5 separate regions of the Homo sapiens genome follow, and all the other regions are linked to region 3. A link is a loop called in an ENCODE intact Hi-C map of the cell type or tissue named here. Cell type or tissue: OCI-LY7. All regions are shown on one strand.

Region 1 (5,000 bases), 390 kb after region 3:
AGCCCTGGTGAGGCCTCCTATGTTTAGGGGTTGGGATCATTCATTAGTGGCTGTGGGGGAGGTTTTAAGGACAAACAGGACTGTCAGGAAGTAATGGTGAATGAAGCAGAAAGGACTTTCTCTTAAGCATCCTTAAAAGAGAAAAGGTGCAAGTTGGCCTTAACCTATTGGGGTTATGTGGATAGGAGTAGATTAATTGGGAACCAGCTGACCCAGTTCCAACCCAAGAATTCACACCAGAAGTGGCCTGGCCTTCAGATGACCCTTTAATGTTATACATTGCACAAGTGATTGTGTGCCAGGTGGTATACAAGGCACTGGTGACAAAAAAATAAATGACACAAACAGAACCTCTCAAAATCACTCCTGGGGACTGAGTTATCTGCCTTCAGCTCAGAGTCTCAAGGATCAGGATAGCCCTTTGCAGCCGGGCTGTATTTGCAGTAAAGGTGACCCAGGTCAAGCACCCCTGACTCCCTGCCCAGTATGTTTCCCACAGGGAGCTGCCCCAAACTGAAGACATATCCAGGTGGGATCTGCCCAGCACAGAGCAGAGCAAGACCATCACTTTGCTTGCTCCAGGCTCTATCCTTCTATTAATTACCTCTGAGGTCCTGGCACTTTTCTCATATTGACTCATATTGGACATAAATTCATGCCCAGCAACCCTATCCAAGGAGGAATTTTGGTTGGTCTGGTATCATTTATTCTTATGGAACTCAGGATGCTTTTTTTTCTAGGTACTAACAAACCATCCCATTAATATTCCTTCTCTAGCATTACTCTTGATAGGGAGTTCTGTAGTTTTGTAGAAAAGACTGAAGTAGGCCTGGTGTGGTGGCTCACGCCTGTAATCCCAGCACTTTTGGAGGCCAAGGTGGGCAGATCCCTTGAGATCAGGCGCTCGAGACCAGCCTGGTCAACATGGCAAAACCCCGTCACTACTAAAAATACATAAATTAGCCAGGCATGGTGGCGCGTGCCTGTAGTCCCAGCTACTTGGGAGGCTGAGGCAGGAGAATCACTTGAACCCAAGAAGCTGAGGTTGTAGTAAGCTGAGATGGGGCCTCTGTACTCCAGTCTGGGTGACAGAGTGAGGCCCTGTCTTTAAAAAAGAAAAGAAAAGAAAAAAAAAAAGACAAGCAAAACACAAGGCTCTGCCATGCACTGATTATTAAATGCCCAAGTAATAACATGTCTACTCCTTCATTATTCTTTGTCCTGCTCTGACTGTAACAAAAAGCAAAAGCACGCAAACACAAAGCTCTTTTGTTTCGCCCATTGCTTGGCCTCGAGAATTCAAAGTTGACTCTATCTATCTTGAGTATACCCGGAATGTAATCTCCCGGTGCTAACTATGGGTTCCTGATTGCATCCGTGTCCACATCGATGTGCACATCGGTATCAAGTATTGTTTTTCTCTTAAGCAGAGCTCCATTACCACACTTCTCATTTTAACAATTAAATTCAAGGCGGTGTCAAGTTCCTGCTTGCCTCACCAGTTTACCTTGTTTAATTAATGCAGTGGTTTTGACTACAGGGCTGGGATTTAAGAGTTCGGGAGTCTCCGTGGGCGACTGAGCTGGTGGAGGCTGAACAGAGGCCCCCAGGGCCGGGGCGGGAGCAGGGAGGTGGCCGAGGCGGGAGCAGGGAGGTGGCCGAGGCGGACGCGCTGCTAATAATGCCTGCCTCTTCCACACATGCTTTCCTCTCGGTCCCAGATAGTGGATTACTTTTAGACCAACATGTAATTCAGAGAGAACCTCGCAAATGTTCCTCTCTACTGACCAAATCACCCGACCTCTACGATTCCATCCTGCGGTCATAACCACCGACCTGGGGAAATCTCAGACAGCCCCGGCCACGCATGCCAGGCGGAGCCCTAGGGGCTTTCACCCCGCAGGCTCTGCCGGGGCCCGGGCTCCATAGCAACAGGCCCCGCCCCGAGGCGGGAGCCGAGCTGCGCTCAGGCGGAAGAAAAGAAGGCGGGTCCCCTCCACCCAGATGGCGATTGCGCGCCGGTATTCCGAACCTCTGTCTTTCCCCCACCCCCTCTAGGTTTCCTTTTCTAACCTTTTTGTCTCACCAGGAAATAGAACCACTTTGTAAAAGAACTGATTCAAGTGGTGGCGATGTGGGGAAGAGGAGGGAGTAAGGCCCGCGGTGACAGCATTAAAAGCTGGGAGCCCTGGGGATCGCCCCCGCCTGGCCCTCCAGCAACAGGAGTTCTCCCGACTGTGGCCTTTTCCCGTGTCCGGGGTCCACAGCTCTTTGCCTGCTAACCCTGGAGGGTTCTAAGCCGATGCGCCCATGCTGGGGGTGGGACTTTCTCCGAGTAACATGCTTGGGTTTCCATGCTTTGAAACCTGGAGGTGACACTGAAGTAGGAGCCTGGGCACCTTGGCAGAGGGAGCTAATCAGAGGACAGGGGAATCTGACACCATCCTCAGAAGGCTGCCCCTCCAACATGTTACCAGAAGAGTATTTTCCTAAGCAACCTGCCTGGCACTACAACTCAGGGTCACTTTCATCCACGATTAGAATCCTATGATGAAAGTCAGAATGCATCTGCGATTAAGGCACGGGCTCTGGAGACATATCTGGATTTGCTTTATCTGCAGGTTGCTCCTTGCCTGTCTGTTAGCTCGTTTGTAAAATGCTACCTCCTAATGCCATTGTGATGATTAAATGATCCAGTGTGTCACTGTCAGCCCCATGCCTAACACACAGTAAGTCTCAGGTGCGGTAGTGGAGAAGAGGATGGGCTCTAGAGCCAAGAATGGGTTTGGATCCTGGCTCTGCCACTTACAAGTTGTATAACCCTGGGTAAGTAATTTAACCTGTATTCCTCAATTACCTCAAGTGTACGGGGGATGACAAGGGTACTGACTACATAGCGTTGTTAGGAGAAGGAAATGGTTTGTTTAGTCTATGTAAAGAACCTGATCTAGGCCGGGTGCGGTGGCTCACGCCTGTAATCTCAGCACTTTGGGAGGCTGAGACAGGTGGATCACCTGAGCTCAGGAGTTCAAGACTAGCCTGGCCAACATGGTGAAACCCTGTCTCTATTAAAAGTATAAAAATTAGCCGGGCATGGTGGCAGGCGCCTGTAATCCCAGCTATTCAGGAGGCTGAAGCACAAGAATCGCTTGAATCCCAGAGGCGGACGCGCCAGTGAGCAGAGACTGTGTCACCGCACTCCAGCCTGGGGGACAGAGCGAGACTCCATCTCAAAAAAAAAAAAAAAAAACACATGATCCAATGCCTGATGCATCATAAGCAGTCAGAACATAAATTATTACTATCATTATTATGGCCACTACTAGATTTATGAGTTCCTTTAGAAATGACTGATAATTCACTTTTTTTACTCCTGGAGCTGGGCTCATTTAAGGATTCAGTAAGCATTTGTGGGGTTTTTTTGGGCATATGAATAGTTTAATAAAACACTACACTTCATCACCTTTTCATAAGCCAAATAAAATACATCAATAAATGATAGCGAGCAGAATCATGCAAAATCAGAAGAGATATGCCTATACAGTTTTTTTTTTTTTTTTTTTTTTTTGAGACAGAGTCTCACTCTGTTTCCCAGGCTGGAGTGTGGTGGCGCTATCTCAGCTCACAGCAACCTCAGCCTCCTGGGTGCAAGCAATTCTCCTGCCTCAGCCTCCTGAGTAGCTGGGATTACAGGCATGTGCCACCATGTCCAGCTAATTTTTTTGTATTTTTAGTAGAGACGGGGTTTTGGCATGTTGGCCAGGCTGATCTCAAACTCCTGACCTTAAATGATCTGCCTGCCTCGGCCTCCCGAAGTGCTGGGACTACAGGCGTGAGTGACCGCGCCTGGTGCCTAAACACTTTTATCACACCAGGCTGGACACAGCCTCCCTCTGCATCCTCACCCACTTAGCACTGGTGTCTCCCTGCTGTTTTTGACACAGCTGAGAGGCTGCAGTGCTACTTTGTTACTCTTGCTGAGGTCTCACACTAACTCTAGTCCCAGGCCAGTCCCAGGAAGGAAGAGAGTCTGTTCATGCCTACCTGCCACTGGTTCTCATGAGAAAGAAACCTGGACTTTTGTGCTGGTCAGCGGCCTGTGGAAATGAGTCCTCAGTGGCCAGCATCTCTCCCTTAGAGCCAGCAGCCTTCTTAAAAAGATCAGAAGAGAAATGATTCCTTTTGGTCCCCTTCCAGCGTCAGTTTTGCCCTTTGATGTAAGTCATCGTCTCTGGACATGAGAACGGGAGGCCTCACTTCCACATCCTCCTCCAAATGAATGCACTCTAAACAAACATTGATGCGCCTCTCAAGGTTGGCATTGCATCTGGACCAGTGCCAGGAAGCCACAAGGCCACCAGAGGCAGAGGGGAAGAGCAAGGGCGGAAGAATAGAAGTCAAGCAGCAGCAGATGGAATGTGTGCACGGTCAGGTGAGGCCTGACCCGAGGGTGTTGTGAGCCCTTGGTCAGGGTGAGCCCAGTGCCAAGCAGAGCCATCCATGACCTTAGGGCCAATGCTAGGCACCCTGACTCTTCCTTGATAATGTCTCTCATCCTCTATTCTTCCTCCCCCTTTCTCCCACCCTCTTTCCTACTCCCTATCCACTTCATTCAACAGATTTTTAACTTAGCTTCTACTATGTGCTAGGCACTGTGTTAGGAGCCACAGATAGTCACTATCCTTAAGGAATGTACACATTCTCATAACAGAGACAGATACTAAATCTCAAATAATAAACTAAATTAAATTACTTGAAATAGAAGTTAATTAAGCTTCAGACAATTAACAATTTTTATCTGTGGCCTCTACTTCAGACCCACCTAGGAAATACAGGCATGTTGGTGTTCTGTGGTGGATAAGAATCCAGGCTCTGGAATCAGACAAATGTGGGTACAAATCCCAGCTCTGATACTGCCCAACAGTGTGATTTTGGCCAAATTACACCACCTCTCTTACCCTCCTTTTCTTCATCTGTAAAAAGTAAAAGAGATACTTTTT
Region 2 (5,000 bases), 210 kb after region 3:
CAGACTGAGGTTGCAGTGAGCCAAGATCGCGCCACTGCACTCCAGCCTGGGCGACAGAGTTAGACTCTGTCTCAAAAATAAATAAATAAATAAATAAAACAAAACAAAATAAAATAAAATGTTAGGCAGGGACCTGGCTACAGTGACTGCGGGGCTGATGAGAAACTACTGAAGTTTTGGGGGAAGCAAAGCAGAATTTCATAAGAACAGTGTATGGAGAGGAGAAACCCTGTGGTGGCTGAGGAGGCCCCGAGGCCATGGATGTCAAATTGATATCTTCCAATGGTGATAACTTTATTGTAATGGTAAATTCCACTTGAAAGCACAGACGCATGCCTCCTCCTAGTTTTGTTACCGTGTATTCCAAACAGAAAACCATTGTGGGGGTAAAGGTTCGGAGAGGGGAGGGAAACGGGGATCAAAGGGATAGAGGATTTAGTTGAATGCTCAGTTTCATCCACTAACTGAGGGAAGTGTCTAAATTTGGTCTCTTGCCTGTGAGATTAAGAATAACTCACCCTAAACTGGGTGCAGTGGCACACACCTGTAGTCTCAGCTACTTTGGAGGCTGACGCAGGAGGATCACTTGAGGCCAGGAGTTCCAGGCTGCCGTGCGCCGTGATTGCACCTGTGAATAGCCACTGCACTCTTGCCTGGGCGACACAGGGAGAGCCCTCTCTAAAAAACAACAGGCCGGGAGCGGTGGCTCACGCCTGTAATCCCAGCACTTTGGAAGGCCAAGGTGGGCGGATCACCTGAGGTCAGGAGTTCGAGACCATCCTGGCCAACATGGCGAAACCCTGTCTTTACTAAAAGTACAAAAATTAGCCGAGTGTGGTGGCGGGCGCTTGTAATCCCAGCTACTCAGGGGGCTGAGGCAGGAGAAGCTTGAACCCGGGAGGAGGAGGTTGCAGTGAGCCGAGATCGCACCACTGCACTCCAGCCTGGACGACAAGAGTGAGACTCCCTCTCAAAAAACAAAACAAAAGGAAACACAACAACAACAACAACAACAAAAATCCCACCCTAGAAAGTAAGAGGACTTTGAACAATGCTACCTTGAAGCCCAGCTCCAGCCTCCTTTTGCAACCTAATGAATGCTAAAAAGCCTATTCAATGCTGTGGCAGTTTTTTTGTTTTGTTTTGTTTTTTTGAGATGGAGTCTTGCTCTTGTCACACAGGCTGGAGTGCAAGTGGCGCGATCTCGGCTCACTGCAACCTCCACCTTCCTGGGTTCAAGCGATTGTCCTGCCTCAGCCTCCCAAGTAGCTGGGATTACAGGAGCCCGCCACCAAGCCCAGCTGATTTTTTTTTTTTTTTGTATTTTTAGTAGAGACGGGGTTTCGCCATGTTGGCTAGGCTGGTCTCAAACTCCTGACCTCGTGATCTGCCTGCCTCGGCCTCCCAAAGTGCTGGGATTACAGGTGTGAGCCACCGTGCCCGGCCGTGCTGTGGCAGTTTTAAAAAAATGATGTGGATATGCAATTTTTTTAGAAAATGATTTTTAATATCATGTCTCCCTTTAAAAAGTGTAGGCGCATTCAGCCTAAAAAAGGAAATTCTGACACCTGCTACATCATGGGTGAACATTATGCATTATTGAATAATCACAAGGGCCAAATTCTGTATGATTCCAATCATTCGAGGTACCTACAGTAGTCAGTTCATGTGACAGAAAGTAGAATGGTGGTTGCCACGGGCTGGGGAGAGGGGGGAATGGGGAGTTATTGTTAATGGGTACAGAGTTTCAGTTTGGGAAGAGGAAAATAGTTGTGGAGATGGATGGTGGGATGGCTGCACAATGTGAATGTACTTGATGCCATTGAACCGCACACTTAAAAATGGTTAAAATGGTAGATTTTACTCATATATATTTAACCACAAAGTAAAACATTTTTTTAAAGTGTAGGCCTTCATCTGGTGACAGTTCATTTGCTGGCTCATTTCTAGATATTTTAACTGGGTGGTAATTTATGTCTGGTTCTTATAACATAATGTAAGACCCATAATTTGGTTTAGCTCTTAGTTAATATCTTTTGAATTGCAACTGGGGACTTGACAGTGGCTTTCTTGAAACACACCTGCAGTTTGCAAGCTGCCTGCAGCAGGTAAAAATGCGCAGTTTATTTTTATGATTAGCCTTGAGCAAGAGCTGATTAAATGCTTGATAAAATAAGTTCTTGGAAGACTTGATTTACATGGTGCTTTCCTCCTGCTTTCCCACCCCCTTTCCTTCCCTCATGAATACCACATAAAAAGCGGCAGTTTGTAATTTTTTCTCCTTTTTCAAGTATTAGTATCAAAGTAGAATGGGACCTTCATGCTTCTTCTGAACACAGTCGGGCTGCATTCCACTCTGGGAACACTCCCTCCTACCGTTTCAACCTAGGCAATCCCCTATCAAGGAAAGGGCAACTTACCCAGTCTCAAAATCAGAGTCTAAGCACAAATAGGACATTTCCTTTGTACCTTTCCCCAAACATGATGGTTTCTTTTGGGGAAGGGGTGTTGGGGAGCACACTGGGAAATAAAGCCTTCTGGTCCCCAAGTTCCTCTTTCAATTTCTGTGGTTTTCACTTCCCCTCCCATAAGAAATCCCCACGTGGGAGTAATGCTTTCTCCTCTTCCTTCCCTGTCATTTCCCTTTCATTTCTCCCCGACACCTCTCCTGGGTTTGTCTACCTGCTACTGCTACTTTCTCTGCCTTCACATCTTTATTTTTCATTTGTTTATTTTTTAGAGGCAAGATCTCACTGTGTTGCCCAAGGTGGCCTCAAACTCCTGGGCTCAAGCAGTCCTCCTACCTCAACCTCCCAAGTAGCTGGGACTACAGGCACGCCATGCTTGGCTGTCTTCATGTCTTGAGTTCCATTTCAAAAAAGGCATTGGCAGGCTGTCTTTATACCAAACACAATGCTCTACTTTCAGTATTACTCTTCATATTTGCAGTTCTCATTGGTCATTCTTGGCACTTTTTCACACCACAGACCTTGGGCGAGAATTTCCGGTTTCCCTTCTGGCTGCTTTCATTTGCTCTCCACCACCAGAGTTCTCTGGCGCTCTCTGGCTACTCACAGAGGAATTTCACAGAGGAGGTTGTGCCTCCCGCTGTTTCTCTGGAGCTACGGGTCCCCATTTCACCTCAACGGTGGCTTTTCGAAAAGTAAAAATGAAATAGAGCTTTATTGCGTAAGTTACCTCTGAAGCCAAAAACCTCATTAGGGCCTTCAAAAATTCCTGTCAAAAATTCCAATCCTGTGGCTCATACCTGTAATCCCAGCTACCCAGGAGGCTGAGTCAGGAGAATTGCTTGAGGCCAGGAGTTCAAGACCAGCCCGGTCAACCTAGTGAGATTCTGTCTCTATAATTTTTTTTTTTTTAATTAGCCAGGCATGGTGCAGCTGGCCTGTAGTCCTATGTACTTGGGAGGCTGAGGTGGAAGGATCCCTTGAGCCCAGGAGTTGGAGGCTGCAGTGAGCCATGCCAGTGCCACAGCATTCCAGCCTGGGTGAAAGAGTGAGATGCTGGCTCAAAAAAATAAAAATAAATAAAAATAAAAACATAAAAAAATTCCAGCACTTTGGGAGGCCGAGGTATGCAGATCATCTAAGGTCAGGAGTTTGAGACCAGCCTGGCCAACATGTAAAACCCCTTCTCTACCAAAAAATACAAAATTAGCCAGGTGTAGTGGTATGCCCTTGTAGTACCAGCTACTCAGGAGGCCAAGGCAGGAGAATCGCCTGAACCCAGGAAGTGGAGGTTGCAGTGAGTCAACATCATACCACTGAACTCCAGCCTAGGTGATACAGTGAGACTCTGTCTCAAAAAAAAAAAAAAAAAAATTCCAAACCTATCCCCTACATGAGCTTCTAAGCCTCATCTCAGTTGACTCTGTTTAAATGACTCTGACTTGGACTGAAAACCCACCCCTCCTGTATCTTTTCATTATAGGGTGGTGGCATGGTTAACCCTCATTCATTCACACCCCGCTATTCCAAAGTGTGTAGAATTGCCTGGACATGCTACACTAAAGTTTATTTCTGCACTTTGTTTTTCTTTTTTGCTTGCTTGTTCGAGACAGGTTCTTGGTCACCACAGCCTCAACCTCTTGGGCTCAAGTGACCCTCCTTCCTCAGCACCCCCAGTAGCTGGGACTACAAGCCCATGCTACCATGCTCAGCTAATTTTTTTTTTTTTTTTTTGTAAAGACAGGGTTTTATTATGTTGCCAAGGCTGGTCTCGAACTCCTGGGCTCAAGCAATCCTCCTGCCTCAGCCTCCTAAAGTGCTGGGATTACAGGTGTGAACCACTATGCCTGGCTTGCATTTTCTGTGTTTTGTTTTGTTTTGTTTTTTTGAGACGCAGTCTTGCTCTGTCACCCAGGCTGGAGTGCAGTGGCATGATCTTGGCTCACTGCAACCTCTGCCCCCTGGGTTTAAGTGATTCTCCTGCCTCAGCCTCTCAAGTAGCTGGGACTACAGGCGCGTGCTACCACGCCCAGCTAATTTTGGCATTTTTAGTAGAGACGGGGTTTCATCATGTTGGCCAGGATGGTCTCAGTCTCTTGACCTTGTGATCTGCCTGCCTTGGCCTCCCAAAGTGCTGGGATTACAGGTGTAAACCACGGCGGCTGGACTTAATTATTTATTTATTTATTTATTTTTTCTTTTTGACATGGAGTCTCACTTTGTCACCGAGACTGGAGTACGGCAGCACGATCTCGGCTCACTGCAACCTCTGCTTTCCCGGGTTGAAGTGATTCTCGTGCATCAGCCTCCTGAGTAGCTGGGATTATGGGCGTATGCCACCATACCCAGCTGATTTTTGTATTTTTAGTAGAGACAAGGTTTCGCCATGTTGGCCAGGCTGGTTTTGAACTCCTGGCCTCAAGTGGTCCGCCCACCTTGGCCTCCCAAAGTGTTGGGATTACAGGCGTGAGCCACTACGTCCAGCCCAGGGTGATTTTAAAAATACAGATCCTAAACCACTCAATGGTTTCC
Region 3 (5,000 bases):
GAATATGTGACTCTACATAATAAAATATGTGATTAAATTAAGAACCTTAAGATGGGCCCAGTCTAATCACAGGAGTCCTTAAAATAAGTGAACCTTTCCCAGCTGTGGTCAGAGAAAAGGATGTGAGATGGAAGAAAGGTCAGGGAGATGCTGCGTTCCTGGCTCTGACAACAGAGGAAGAGGCCACAAGCCAAGGAATGTGGATGGCCTCTAGGAGCTAGAAAAGGCCAGGACAGAAACAGACTGCCCCCTAGAGCCTCCAGAAAGGAATGCAGCCCTGCCACAGCTTGATTTTAGCCCAGGGAGATAGGTGTCAGATTTCTGATATACAAAACTAAGTTTGTGTTGTTTTAAGCCACTAAGTTTGTGAGAATTTTTTATGGTAGCAATAGAAAATTAATACCTTGTTTTTGTTTTTTAATTTGGTCATTCTTGAAATCAAAGAGAAACCTTCATTTTCAACAAAACTGCCTAGAAAAGATGGTTCATTGATCCACTATGAGCAAATCTTTCACAACATACAGCACCAAAATATAAATTTAAAAAATTAAACACACATCCTACCCCTCACACACACACATATCTCCCAAAGGCCACATGACCTAGATGAAAGGAGAAAAAAAAGCAAACTCAATACCCTCACACAAAAGTAGTCTTTGAATCAGGATTTATAAATGTATATGTTTTTTCCTATGAGTAAAGCAAACAGAAGAAAAACAAAAAATCAAAGGAGGTTGGGCACATAGCTCAAGCCTGTAATCCCAGCACTTTGGGAGGCCAAGGCAGGAGAATCACTCGAGCCCAGGAGTTCAAGACCAACCTAGGCAACAAAGTGAGACCCCATGTCTCTACAGTAAGAATACAAAAATTAGCCGAGTATGGTGGTGCATGCCTGTAGTCCTAGCTACTCAGAGGCTGAGGTGGGAAGATCACTTGAGCCCAGGAATTTGAGACCAGCCTAGGCAATATAGTAAGACTCTGTCTCTATAAGAAATAAGGAATTAGCTGGGTGTGGTGGCACATTCTTGTGATCCCAGCTACTTGGGAGGCTGAGGTGGGAGGATTACTCGAGCCCTGGAGGTTGAGTCTGCAGTGAGCCAAAATTGTGCTGCTGCACTCCAGCCTAGGCAACAGAGTGAGACCCTGTCCTTTAAAAAAAAAAAAAGCTGGGCTGAGGGGGCCCACCAAAGGGGTAAGGAAAAACTTATAGATGAAGGCCTCACAAGACTTAATACATAGACAGCATCACTGTGCATTATCTCAGACTTTTTCACAAGGTATTCAATCCTGCCTGTCATTCTTTATATTCAGGAAATACTAAAGTAAGAAAAGTGATTTTTTCTTTTCTTTTCTTTTTTTTTTGAGATGGAGTCTCACTCTGTCACCCAAGCTGGAGTGCAATGGCGCAATCTTGGCCAACTGCAACCTCTGCCTTCCGGGTTGAAGCAATTCTCCTGCTTCAGCTTCCCGAGTAGCTGGGATTACAGGCATGCACCACCACAGCCAGCTAAGTTTTGTATTTTAGTACAGACGAGGTTTCACTATGTTGTCCAGGAGGGTCTCAAACTCCTGACCTCAAGTGATCTGCCCGCCTTAGCCTCCCAAAGTGCTGGAATTACAAGCGTGAGCCACCATGCCTGGTCGATTAACTTTTAATAGACCATGCATTTAGGTTAATTATTTCTCTGGTTAAAAGCACTCCACAAAAATAGAGTTAGAAATAAATTTTAAAAGGAGGTGTATTTCTTTTTCTTGTTTGATAATATTTTATTGATTATAATGTTTTCTTGGTTTTTGCTTGTCTTTTATATAGAATAAACAGTTTAGCTTGGACTTGTGTAATAACATAATAAAATGTAAAAATTGACGCTATTAAAGGACTTAAACAATAAAATGATGGAAAGTAGTAGGTAGATTCTGCATGATAAGAAGCATATCCACAGCTCTGAATAGCTGAGCAAGTCTACAGGACTTTTCCTATGTTCATATTAATCACTAGGGGGCAACATAGACTATACCTTTAATAATCACATATCACAGTCAGATTGCGGATACAGGAAGTGAAAGCAGAGACATGAGTGGCAGAAGTCAGGAAGATAAAAGCTGCAACTAAAATCATCAGTTAATTTTGTGAACTGCATGAAACCATCAGTAACCAGTTATTTTAGTAGGATAACCTACTGAGTGAAGTCTTAGGAGCTTTCTCTTTTTATTTTTTATTTATATTTTTTTGTAGAGACAAAGTCTCCCTATGTTGCCCAGGCTGGTCTCCAACTCCTGGCCTCAAGCAATCCTCCCACCTCACCCTCTCAAGTAAAAGATTTTTCTTTTAATTTTTGAAGGAAATCAAGTAGACATGATCATTGTGCTCTGAAAGTCATGCACAGAATCATGTAGCGCATTAAAAAGTCATGAAAAATGGAATCCTTTTTTTTTTTTATCAAGCATACCTATCAATTACACATCAGTACAATCACTTTTTTTCTGTCCAGAGTGCCCAATCAATGTATCAATGTGGCCTTGTTTTAGTTTCCTTTTTTTTTTTTTTTTTTTTTTTAAAGAGATAGGGTCTCACTTTGTTGCCCAGACTGGTCTCAAACTCCTGGCCTCAAGTTATCCTCCCACCATGGCCTCCCAAATCACTGGAATTATAGGTGTGAGCTACCGCACAGCCAGTTTTGTTCTTTACATTGTATAATATACATGACATGAGTCATGTCATCCTTGCTCAGCTTCAAAAAACATGAAGGAAGCTTCCAAATGGGGAAAGAGCCAGTAATGGAGGGAAAATAAAACACCACCTTAGGAATTGTGTTTTTGATTTTCATACTTACTAGTAATTTTTTAAATATGTTTATATCTACCCAATGTTTTGGTTGTATGTGTTTTAATTATTAAATGCTATAAATCTATTTTGGGAGAAAGTTAGTTACAATAATGAATGCATTTAAAAAAACACTAATACCTAATTGTTGTGCATATCTTTTGCTATTTTCCTTAGAAGTTACTTCCTGGAAGTTCTTAAGGTGCATGACATATATGGCCAACCAATTTATAATCCCATCCCACAATGTATAAAAGTGCCTGCCTCACTTGCCCCCACCAGTACTGAGGCCCAATTTTATATTTTTCCTGTTGTTTCATGTTCTTTCATTTAAATTGACCATAGCAATTTTATGGAACAATAATGTTACCGAAACACCAGTTCAGTCTAGGCCCCATTGCTCACCAGAGAGGCAATCGCTAAGATGACAAGCGTTGCCAGGGAAGAAGCCTTTATTGCATTACGGGTGATGTCAGCCGAAGAAACAGAAGCCAAACCTCCAATCCGTTCCTTCCCCAAGCCTAAAGTTAAGGATTTATATAGCAAGGAAGGAAAACAGGCGGGGCAAGGGAGCAGACAGTTGAATGAGGAGTCTAGTGTCTCATTGTAACCACTGTGGGGAAATGGGAATTAGAGAGGGGTAAGGAAGAGGAGTCGGTCAGCAGGTAGCAGTGCGTTTCACTGTAAGTTCTCAAGCTTCAGTTCTATGGGCACCCCGCTTGTGGGAAAATTTGGTCAGTTTCAATAAGAGTAGTCAATTAGGGGTGCTATGTGCCAAACACCATCCAAACGCTAATTCATTAAACTTCACAACTGCATGAGGTATGTTGCTATTATCATCCCCGTTTTACAGAAGAGGAAACTGAGGCACGGAGAGGTTAAGTATGTGGTGAAGCTGGAGTTAGAATCCAGGCAGCCTGGCCCCAAAGAATATGCTGTTTAATGGAGCCTCTACTAAAATGGAAAGTTCTAGAAACCAGCAGTGGTTTTTCTCCCCGCCTCCTTTATTACTCAGGTGGTTCTCATTTCCCCCAGCATGAGCATAATCCAGTGTGTAATAATCATCACGTGGATGTCTATACATGGTGACTGGTGTGTGAAAGTTCACATTGTAAGGACTGTAGTCCTGTCTTTGCCTGTGGTACTTCGTCTCACAACCATAGGATAATTGAAATATTCTCTAGTAATTAAAACTCACTTCTGGCCGGGCAAGGTGGCTCACGCCCGTAATCCCAACACTCTGAGAGGGTGAGGAGGGCAGATCACTTGAGCCCAGGAGTTCAAGACCAGCCTGGCAACATGGCAAAACCCCGTCTCTACAAAAAATACAGAAATAAAAAATTAGCCGGACGTGATGGCTTGCACCTGTAATCCCAGCTACTTGGGAGGCTGAGATGGGAAGATCACTTAAGCCCAGGAGTTGGAGGCTGCAGTGAGCCATGATCACACCACTACACTCCACCCTGGGCAACAGAGTGAGACTCTGTCTCAGAAAAAACGACTCGTTTCTTTAACCACTGGGTAATTGTATCCTTCCCCATACTTTTTCCTTCACACACACTACTGTACACCAGATACCACCATGAGTACTAGAGACAACACTCAGACAAGCAGACAAGGCTGTATTAGTTGTGATACTGCAACACAGATCCCCAACAGTAGTTCAAACAAGACAATCTATTTCTCTTCCATTTCACAGTCCCCGGGGCAGGAGCCCAGGGCTTAGAATGGCAAGGGCCTCTCTGGTTTAGAAGGCCCAGGTACTTACCTTGTTGCTCTTCTCTAACCTGGAGCAGGGGTCGGCAAACTTTCTGTAAAGGGCCAGAGAGTAATTATTTTAGGCTGTGCCTGCCAAAACTCTGTATTTGCAGGTAACTGAGTGTTTGTGTTCTAATACAATTTTATTCAAAAAGCAGGCCACAGGCCATAATCTGCTGATCCTTCCCCTATAGCAGTGCTCCTTAGGCTTTGATGTGCATACAAATCACCTGAGGAACTTGACGAAATGAGAATTCAGGTGCAGTAAATCTGCATTTCTAACAAGCCCTGGGATGAAGTCAAAGCAGTGGACAGACCACTCTTTTAGCAAGGCCCTAGTGTGCTGTCCTCATCAGCCCCCAGTCTACTGAGTATTTCTCCCAGTGGATAGAGGGAAAGGGAAGGGCACACCCCTTCC
Region 4 (5,000 bases), 800 kb after region 3:
CTTTTAAGTCTATTTACTAGAATTCATTCTTTTATTGAGCAACTACTATGAACCAAAACTTGTGCTGTGTATACACACTATCTCTGACCTAACAGTGATTCCAATCTCTTGGGAAAAGGAGATAAATAAGTTACAACATGTGACTGGTGGGGGTAGGAGTTGGAGGAACAGTGTTCCAACAATTTCTTGTATTTCTTTCCCAAATCTTCTGCAGATCGTAGTGTATGATATTGCAGACTGCTAAGTACAAGGGAATGAAGAAACGACTTAGCTCAACAAAATCATTAAAAATAAAACTATAACAACAAAGACTCACACTCACAAACCCAAATACCACATGCAGGGAAATTAAGGACACAAGATGTATCAAATATAAGATTACAATATCTCTTCCCTGGTTTTTCAGAGAAGTCTAAAAATCTGGTTTCTAGTCCTCGTCCTCGTTCTTACGTGAATAAACATTCATTTATTCACCATTTATTGAAAGGCCCTCTTTGGTAGTAAGTGCCAAAAACTGTTACCAAACCCTGGAAATAAGGTAATGAAAGAGAGCGCTCTTGCACTCACTGCAGTTATAGTCAAATCACATAAGCTTTTGGTACAGCTATTTAATTAATACTGGGTAATTCCATAACAACTTCAAGGGCCTTTTTTCTCCACTATAAAATAACATAGTGAGACTCCGAGATCTCTAAGGTAGTTCTACTGAACGAATACTCTGTGATATCACTTAAAACTTACAGGTGGGGGGTTCTTAAGACTCAGGGAACCTGAGAACCCTTATGCAGGGTTCAGGGGGTCCTAAGCTCACTAAATCTGAATGCAAAATTTGGTAGGTTTGTGTATGGACATTTTGCTAGAGAAAGTGTTCATAGGTAAAAACACCCTACATTAGTGGATTTTTGTTTTGGGCCTTCCACGGGAAAAATTCCATTTTAGCTAGGTCTAAGGAGGCAATGTCTTTAAATCTACCAACTATAAATTAATTCACAAGAAGTTTCAACCATGTGGAGTTAGTATGATTTGCTTCTGCTCTTAAACTCATGGTATGAGTTGCAAATTTCTAATTAATTTTGACCAGCACTATAACAGCATCCATTACAAATACTACACACAGTTTACAAATCAGAGTAATTTGAATTATTTAGATTAAATTGTAATACTCTTTTTTAAAAGAATAATTTTTAAAAGAATAATTTTAAAGAATAATTCTTAAAATAATAATTTTATTTTTATTTTCTAAATAAAATGCATTTATTTAGAAGCAGAAATATTTTTGCTGTAAAAAACTGAGATAATACTAAGATGATTATCCTCTCCACATCTGGCTGTTGCTGCCCCATCTTAATAAAAAGAAGACACCGGGTGCAGTGGCTCATGCCTGTAATCCCAGCACTTTGGGGGACCAGGGCAGGAGGATCACCTGAGGTCAAGAGTTCAAGACCAGCCTGGCCAACATGGCGAAACCCTGTCACCACTGAAAATACAAAAATTAGCCGGGCGTGGTGGCACATGACTGTGGTCCCAGCTACTTGGGAGGCTGAGGCAGGAGAACAGCTTGAACCTGGGAGGCGGAGGTTGCAGTGAGCCGAGATCACACCATTGCACTCCGGCCTGGGGGCGACAGAGTGAGACTCTGTCTCAAAAAAAAAAAAAAAAAAAAAAAAGAACAAACCTAAAAACATTAACATACGAGGCAATGACTAAACTGCTGGCAAAGGGATTGCTAGGACAAAATCATCTCTACATAGATGTGAATATTGAGTGTAAAGCTAACCAGGGCCTCTCTTAGGACAGACTAAGAAAGGAAGTAAAATGAAAAATCAAATATCTGCAATGAGAAACACAAACAAGAACAAAAAAAAAAAATTGTAATTTCATTGCCTGTGCCACAGTGACACCAGCTGGCCAGCCAGGTTACGACAACGTAATAACCTACCACTTTTATTTTATGTAACAGACTAAACTTTTAAAAGTGCATTATGCATTCAACAAAAGCCATTATAAGATTTTAAACAAGTATAAAAGAAACATGTATATAAGTAAAGTACCTCAGAAAACTTTGGTTATGATTCAGTTTTACATATGAGATCTCTTCACTAGTCTATAAAATATATTAATATACTTATTTTCTCTATAAAATTTTATCTCTATTAAAATAGAAAAATGAATTTGGAGTTAAATGCAATTTTCCTATTTATTCCTCAGAAAAATAAATGGGGAAAAGTAAGCCAAAATTGAGGTAAACAGATGCTTAAAAGATCTTGAGGGAATTTATTCAAAATAGTCAAATGATGCTTCTGAAATACTGTTTTCACTCACGGGTTAAGAGAGCACATGGCTGAGTTTTATTTTAATTCAAAACTATTAAATATGTAAATGACTCATATGCTCTTTGTGTGTGTGTGTGCGTGTGTGTGCGTTTAATTTCAACTTTTATTTCAGATTCAGGGGTTACATGTGCAGGTTTGTTACTCAGATACATTGCATTATGCTGAGGTTTGGGGTACCATTGATACTGTCACCCAGGTACTGAGCATAGTATTCAATAGTTTTTCACCCTTTGCCCCCTTCTCTCCCTCCCTACTCTAGTCGTTCCCAGTTTCTATTCTTGCCATCTTTATGTCCATGAGTATCCAGTGTTTAGCTAGCACTTATAAGTGAGAATATATGGTATTTGGTTTTCTGTTCCTGTGTTAATTCAGCAGCAACAAAAACAGGTGGATGGCCTCCAGTTGCATCCATGTTCCTGCAAAAGACATAATGTTGTTCTTTTTTATGGCTGCACAGTATTTAATGATGTATATCTACCACATTTTCTTTACCCAATCCACCATTGATGGGTACCTAGATTGATTGTATGACTCTGTGACTGTCAATAGCACTCTGATGAACATACAAGTGCATGTGTCTTTTTGGTAGAATGATTTATTTTCTCTTGGATATATACCCAGTCATGGGATTGCTGGGTCTGATGGTAGTTTTAAGTTCCTTGGGAAATCTCCAAACTGCTTTCCACAGTGGTTGAACTAATTTACATTCCCATCAACAGTGTATAAGTGTTCCCTTTTTCTCTGCAGCCTTGCCAGTATGTTATTTTTTGTCTTTTTAATAAAAGCCATTCTGACTGGTGTGAGATGGCATCTCATTGTGGTTTTGATTTGCATTTCTCTGATGATTAGTGATGAGCATTTTTTCATATGTTTGTTGGCTACTTGTATGTCTTCTTTTGAAAAGCGTCTATTCATGTCTTTTGCCCATTTGTTTAATGGGGTTGTTTTTTGCTTGTTCAATTGTTTAAGTTCCTTATAAATTCTGGATATTATACCTTTGTCAGATGCATAGTCTGCAAATATTTTCTCCCATTCTGTAGGCTGTCTGTTTACTGTGTTGGTAGTTTCTTTTGCTATGCAGAAACTCTTTAATTAGGTCCTACTTGTCAATTTTGTTTTTGTTGCCATTTCTTTTGAGGATTTATTCATAAATTATTTCCCAAGGTCAATGGCCAGATGGTGTTTCCTAGGTTTTCTTGTAGGATTTTTATACTTTGAGGTCTTATCTTTAAATCTTTAATCCATCTGAAGTAATTTTTTATATACGGTGAAAGATAGCAGTCCAGTTTCATTCTTCTGCACATGATTATCCATTTATTCCATCACCATTTATTGAATAGAAAGTCCTTTCCTCATTGCTTATTTTTGTTGACTTTGTCAATAATCAGATGGCTACAGGTGTGATGCTTTATTTCTGGGTTCTCTATTCTGTTTCATTGGTCAATGTGCCTGTTTTTGTACCAGTACCATGATGTTTTGGTTACTATAGCCTTATAGTTTGAAGTTGCAAAATGTGATGCCTCCAGCCTTGTTCTTTTTGCTTAGGATTCCTTTGGCTATTTGGACTCTTTTTTTGGTTCTATATGAATTTTAGGATAGTTTTTTCTAGTTCTGTGAAAAAATGATACTGGCAGTTTAATAGAAAAGCACTGAATCTGTAGACTGCTTTAGGCAGTATGGCTATTTTAATGGTATTGATTCTTTCAAACCATGAACATGGAAGGTTTTCCTATTAGTTTGTGTCATCTGATGTGTTTATTTTTAATAACAGCAGGTACAAACAGAAATAATTAATTTGTATTATGTTGAATTTCTTTAAGGAGGTGAAATAGGTTATTGCTTCTATGGAGGCTTGCCCACTGATAAGGTTCATATTCAATAAGGAGAGACCACCAAGACAACCTATGTTTTCCTTTTCTGCCTTCCAATAGGAAGTAAAATAATTGCAAGGGAATCTTTAAAAAGAGAATTTAATTTAAATCAATCAATCAATTCACAAAGGAGGAAATTATTGGCTTTGAATAAGCAAATAACTCATACTGATATGTTGCAGTTTAATTCACTTCATTCTAATAAAACTTTTCATTGTAAATTTTAGCTCCAGATTGACTGCAAGAACAAATCAGCAATCCCGAGAGGACCCACAGACCCTCTGAAGGAAGCGGACTGCTCCCGGAGGACCCAGGAGACACCTCAAGTACTGTGAGTGCCCCAACTACGGAAGTGGGAAAGGGAGAGCCTCCTCTCCCAAACACACTCCCACTGGAGAGGCTGAAGGTCTGTTCGTGGGAGAAGTTTCTGATTTTACCTAAAGCTGAGTCAAGTTTAGAGAGCCAAGAGAAATACAGTGGTACACGAAGCAGCAGAAAGGCCCTGGGAGCTCGCTGGGTCCCCTAGCAGGCCATTCCTGCCTGGTACCACAGGGATCCATCAGGAGGGTGACCAGAGGAGCAGGGGGTAAAACTCCACAGTGAGAAGGAAATCTCCAGCTGAACTTTGTAACAATTTGAACGGTGGTAGAAGCCTCCTGGCCACAAGTCAGGGGAGGGCACAAATCCCGTGTGCAGACTCCACAGGCCATGCAAGAACCAAGCCCTTTTCTTTCGCAGCTGGAAGGTGGGTAGCCTGGGTCAGGTTTTCAAGCCTATCACGCTCTCTGCCTTGAAA
Region 5 (5,000 bases), 520 kb after region 3:
GGTAGTGGTGGTGGTGGTGGTGGTAGTGATAGTGATATGGTAGTGGTAGTGGTGGTGGTGATGGTGGTGATGGTAGTGGTGGTGGTGGTGGTGGTAGTGATAGTGATATGGTAGTGGTAGTGGTGGTGGTGATGGTGGTGATGGTAGTGGTGGTGGTGGTGGTGGTAGTGATAGTGATATGGTGGTGATGGTGGTGGTGGGGGTGGTGATGGTGGTAATGGTGATGGTGGTGGTGGTGATGGTGGTGGTGATGGTGTTGATGGTGGTGGTGGGGGTGGTGATGGTGGTGATGGTAGTGGTGGTGGTGGTAGTGATATGGTGGTGATGGTGGTGGTGATGGTGGTGATGGTGGTGGTGGGGGTGGTGATGGTGGTAATGGTGATGGTGGTGTTGGTGATGGTGGTGATGGTAGTGATGGTGGTGGTGATGGTGTTGATGGTGGTGGGGGGGTGGTGATGTTGGTGATGGTGATGGTGGTGGTGAAGGTGGTGGTGATGGTGATGCTGGTGGTGGTAGTGGTGATGGTGGTGGTGGTGATGGTGGTGGTGGTGGTGGGGGTGGTGATGGTGGTAATGGTGATGGTGGTGGTGGTGGTGGTGATGGTGGTGATGGTGGTGGTGATGGTGGTGATGGTGGTGGTGGTGGTGATGGTGGTGATGCTGGTGGTGGTGGTGGTGATGGTGGTGGTGGTGGTGATGGTGGTGGTGGTGATGGTGGTAGTGGTATGGTGGTGGTGATGGTGGTGGTGGTAGTGGTTATGGTGGAGGTAGTGGTATGTTGGTGGTGGTGGTAATGGTGGTGGTGATGCTGATGGTGGTGATGGCAGTGGTGACAGTAGTGGTGGTGGGGGTAATGGTGGCAGTTGTGGTGATGGTGGTAGTGGTGGTGGTGATGGTGGTGGCTAACATTTATTGAACATTTATTAAATGCAAGGCACTGGCCCAGCACCTACCACAGGTTAGCTCATTTAATTCCCCCCACTATTATCCCCCTTTTTCATATAGTGAGACTGAGATTTACAAACTTTAAGTAATCTTCCCAAGGTCTTATGTTACTGAGTGATAGACCAGAAATTTGCTGATGATCCACAAACTGAACAGTCCCACAAGTGAGGTTAAGGGAATGGCAAGGCCATGGGGATTCTATTCCCCTCTTCTCGGCTGAGTGAAAAAAAAAAGTAAATACAGAGTATTTTGCTCTGTAATCTTCAGTCTGGAGAGACTGAAATAAATGTTTCACTTTTGATAAACAGGACTTTAGGGGAGTAGAGAATATTGCTCTAAGCACTTTGTGATAAATTATTGATTTTATTTGGGATTTACATGGAATAATTGATCTTCATGTAGTGATTTTAAAGATCCAGTTATCTTTACTGAAAACAAATGTCCTACACACCTTTGCTATTTATCTTGTTTCTACTCTTTTAAAAGGAAGGCTTTGTTTGTTTGTTTTTTAGGGATAGGGTCTTGCTCTGTTGTCCAAGCTGGGGTGCAGGGGCGCGATCACAGTGCCCTGCAGCCTGGAACTCCCAGGCTCAAGGGACTCTCCCACTTCAGCCTCCTGAGTAGCTGGGACTAGAGAAATGGCCGCCATGCCTGGCTAATTTTTGTATTTTTTGTACAGACAGGGTCTCTCTATGTTACCCAGGCTGGTCTGGAACTCTTGGGCTCAAGCGATCCTTCTGCCTCAGCCTCCCAAAGTGCTTGGATTACAGGTGAGAGCCATTGCGCCAGGCCAGGAAGCCGTTTAAATCATATAAATTCAAAAATAATTCAAATAGAGAAAGAAAATAAATCGTTAGATTTTTAAAATGAAATTTTGGCTATAAAAGAAATACCTTTTTAAGAAACACGATTAAAAGAATATATTCTCTGGTCTCTCCAAATCACACTGAAAATCCCAAAGCAAGCTGTTTAATCTTCTAACATAAAAGCAGGCCCTTTGAATGCAGGGAACATGTCATAATTTCTTTTGTGTTCTCTACCAAGAACATTCAAATTCAGGGCCCGCTTGATAACCAGACCAATGCTTTACAGAATTTGCAATTAGTGGATTGTCCAGAAGAGGGCGCGCGTTGCCCATGTTACTCAAAGGCGCCGCCAGACCCGGCCGAAGCTGAGTAGCTAAGAACAAAAGATGCACATTCCTCTCTGAGGACAGAACAAAAGGGTGGATTTTAAAAAGCAAAAGAAACGCAACATTTAACGCTGCCTCCCATAATCTCCACGAACACCCTACAACTCAGCCACAGCTGGTCACAGGCAGGCTGAATATTACATTGTAAAAAACAAACTGGAAAGCAGCTGTTTTTAAAACAGATATCGTTTGCTTGGTGTAATTCCATCCGGGTAATGCCTATTTATTCAACAGTCAATTCTGCCTGAGTTGTGTTTTCCCGTTATGAGATACAGGTGGGCATCGCTGAATCCAAAACCAGTACATAGTAGAGACAAAAGTATAGATGCTCCATTTTGTAAGATCGTGGTGGGACACTGCATTCCCCCAAATAATGCCTCGTATTCTCACCCCTCACTTTGTTTGCTCTCATTACCAGTGAAAAACGCATCTCATCCACATGAATAGCTCCACTCAAATGATAATGCTTTTTTTTTTTTTTTCTGAGACAGAGTCTTACTCTGTAGCCCAGGCTGGAGTACAGTGGCGCAATCTCGGCTGCACTGCAACCTCCGTCTCCCGGGTTCAGGCGATTCTCCTGCCTCAGCCTCGCGAGTGCTGAGATTACAAGCGCGCACCACCACGCCCAGCTAAGTTTTTGTATTTTTACTAGAGATGGGGTTGCTCCATGTTGGCCAGGATGGTCTCGAACTCCTGACCTCAAGTGATCTGCCTACCTCAGCCTCCCAAAGTGCTGGGATTACAGGCGTGAGCCATGGCGCCTGGCCTGATAAAGCTTTTTAAAACTTAGTTATAGCCACTTTCATGGTCAGCTTTTAAGAAAGCAGTAAATATTCCTCAGCAAAGGCAAAGATAGCAATATCTCAGAGCAGGCAACTCAAAGCAAACACACAAAAGGAAAACCCAGCCCCCTTGTTTACTTACGGGTCTTCAAGCTCCTAATATTGACATGAGTTTCTGAGGTCTCCTGTGCATTTTCTTTTCTACAGCAAACAACAGGGCTTTTAACCTATAAAGAGGTAGATCTGGCTGCCCCAGAAAGGTGGGTTAACTGTCCCCCAACAGACTAAAGGAGAGTGAACGGTGCTGAAGAGCAACAGGCAAGAAGTCTTAGGAAAATAAGCTCCTCTGCATGAGTTATAGTGAGGCATTAGCGAATTTGGGGCAAAGACCCAGAACGGGAAACAGCCATCAGATTCGTGTGTGAGAAGTATTCAGCCACAGCTTTTTCTTAGGGTCTGTTTGAAAGTATTACATTTAACTTCAGCATGCCTTTCCAAAAGGTATATTTAGAAGCAATTAGGTTAAAAGCTTTGAGCTCCTTGGAGTTCTATCTATACAGATATCTACTGGCCTAGGGGACCTTAAGGTATTGAATTAAATGAGTCTCCCCAGCCTTTTTGTTGAGACAGGGTCTAGCTCTGTCACCCAGGCTGGAGTGCAGTGATGCATGATCATGGTTTGCTGCAGCTTCGAATTTCTGGGCTCAAGTGATCCTCCTACTTCAGCCTCCCGAATAGCTGGGACTACAAATGCGAGACACCATGCCCAGCTAATTTTTAAATTTTTTGTAGATATGGGGGTTTTGCCATGTTGCTCAGACTGGTATAAAACTCCTGGGCTCCAGTGAACTTCCCACCTCGGCCTCCCAAAGCATTGGGATTATAAGTATGAGTCACCACTCCTGGCCAAGTCTCCTTTTAAGATGCAAGAGTCTCCATATATAAAGAAAGCAGCTAGACTTGGAGCACGCAAGCTTTAAGGCATTTAGAAAAGATCAGGTGCACCTCAGTATGAGGGCTACTAAGGAGTTGAGAGCTGTTGCTCTCAGCAGTCATTTTCCCTATGGGGCAGATTGCTCAGGTAGGAGCCCTCTGAAGGTGTGAGACAGGACTCAGGTGTGAGACAGGACTCAGGTGTATCTCTGCCTGCCCACACCCAGGAGGGTCTCCACGAGCAAAATCAGGGGACAGGCAAATGAGAGAGCCCTCCCCAGCATGCCTTCCCCACACCTGCTGCCTGGCTCGCTGAGCTGTCTTGACTGCCTACTTTTGGCTTAGGAAACCAGGCTGAGGCCTAGGCAGCCTACAGACCCTCTGCAGACCCTCTGCAGACCCAAGCCCTATTCAGCCCAAGCTCACCCTTCCCTCTGATCACATCTTCCCTTGGTGCCATTTTTAACTTCAACTCCAGTTACTTCCTGCTCGTTTTCAAGTGTGGGAGTTTTGATCCTGGGGCCTTAAGGATGGACCCTTAAGGGGGCTGAAATGCTCTAAAGTCATCTGCAAAATGTGTGGTTATAAATATGTTTCCTTTGTCCTGAGAGGTGACCCTTTGCTTTCACCAGATTCTCAAAGGAATTTACAGCCACCAAAAGGCCGTAGAAACCAATCCAGGGGGACTGTGAATGAACCGAGGTTGGAGACACTGCACTGTGTCAGCGTTAAGCCACAGCTGTCAAGTCGTGACAGGCAGAAGAGTCTAAGGAGCTCACTGGGCCAGGTACCATGGCTCACGCCTCTAATCCCAGCACTTTGGGAGGCTGAGGTGGGCAGATCACCTGAGGCCAGGAGTTCGAGACCAGCCTGGCCAGCATGGTAGAAATCCTGTCTCTACTAAACTACTAAAACTACAAAAATTAGTTGAGTGTGGTGGCGGGTGCCTGTAATCCCAGCTGCTTGGGAGGCTGAGGTGGGAGGATCGCTTGAGCCCAGGAGGTGGAGGCTGCAGTGAGTCAAGATCGCCTCACTGCACTCCAGCCTGGGTGACAGAGTAAGACTCCGTCTCAAGAAGAAGACGAAAAAAAGAGCTTGCCAGATCCTTCCCTAGCATTTAGATGACATATAGGGACCTTGGAGATCACC

Evidence for each region. A loop is a pair of places that touch in the nucleus more often than their neighbours do. Peaks named below come from ENCODE experiments on the same cell type or tissue, not always from the same donor. Only the 100,000 strongest peaks of a DNase experiment are listed, where the experiment ranks them.
Region 1: a loop joins it to region 3, with 2.2 times the contacts of the local background. A loop is called at or near these places in 3 of 110 quality-filtered maps.
Region 2: it touches region 3 in a loop (7-fold over the local background); 12 of 110 quality-filtered maps call a loop at or near these places.
Region 4: it touches region 3 in a loop (2.9-fold over the local background); 5 of 110 quality-filtered maps call a loop at or near these places.
Region 5: it touches region 3 in a loop (4-fold over the local background); 5 of 110 quality-filtered maps call a loop at or near these places.

The regions. Positions count from the first base shown.
Region 1 is chr4:153,246,246-153,251,245 of GRCh38, reverse strand. All of the region lies in intron 1 of TRIM2 (tripartite motif containing 2), which reads right to left. It overlaps LOC105377496 (a long non-coding RNA gene), which reads left to right and starts at 2,707. Exons shown (of 3, transcript XR_939360.4): 1 at 2,707-2,826; 2 at 4,198-4,432. RefSeq lists an enhancer at 1,515-1,564. In OCI-LY7, CTCF peaks have their summits at 1,966 and 2,173; a DNase peak (open chromatin) is centred at 1,945; H3K4me3 peaks cover 1,380 bases.
Region 2 is chr4:153,431,310-153,436,309 of GRCh38, reverse strand. No RefSeq gene overlaps it. Among named protein-coding and RNA genes, the nearest start is that of TMEM131L, 33 kb to the left of the region's middle. RefSeq lists an enhancer at 2,962-3,151. In OCI-LY7, a CTCF peak has its summit at 3,062; DNase peaks (open chromatin) are centred at 579, 2,119, 3,019 and 3,769; H3K4me3 peaks cover 3,751 bases; H3K27ac peaks cover 5,000 bases.
Region 3 is chr4:153,640,610-153,645,609 of GRCh38, reverse strand. It overlaps the pseudogene LOC100419170. Among named protein-coding and RNA genes, the nearest start is that of TLR2, 41 kb to the left of the region's middle. RefSeq lists a silencer at 1,926-1,995 and an enhancer at 4,878-5,000. In OCI-LY7, CTCF peaks have their summits at 42, 244 (motif pointing left), 1,793 and 1,992 (motif pointing right); DNase peaks (open chromatin) are centred at 249 and 2,029; H3K27ac peaks cover 1,647 bases.
Region 4 is chr4:152,843,792-152,848,791 of GRCh38, reverse strand. All of the region lies in intron 2 of ARFIP1 (ARF interacting protein 1), which reads right to left. Among named protein-coding and RNA genes, the nearest start is that of ARFIP1, 66 kb to the right of the region's middle. RefSeq lists enhancers at 1,087-1,587, 4,943-5,000, 4,440-5,000. In OCI-LY7, a CTCF peak has its summit at 1,897 (motif pointing left); a DNase peak (open chromatin) is centred at 1,891; H3K4me3 peaks cover 278 bases.
Region 5 is chr4:153,125,156-153,130,155 of GRCh38, reverse strand. No RefSeq gene overlaps it. Among named protein-coding and RNA genes, the nearest start is that of TRIM2, 77 kb to the left of the region's middle. In OCI-LY7, a CTCF peak has its summit at 2,069 (motif pointing right); a DNase peak (open chromatin) is centred at 2,085.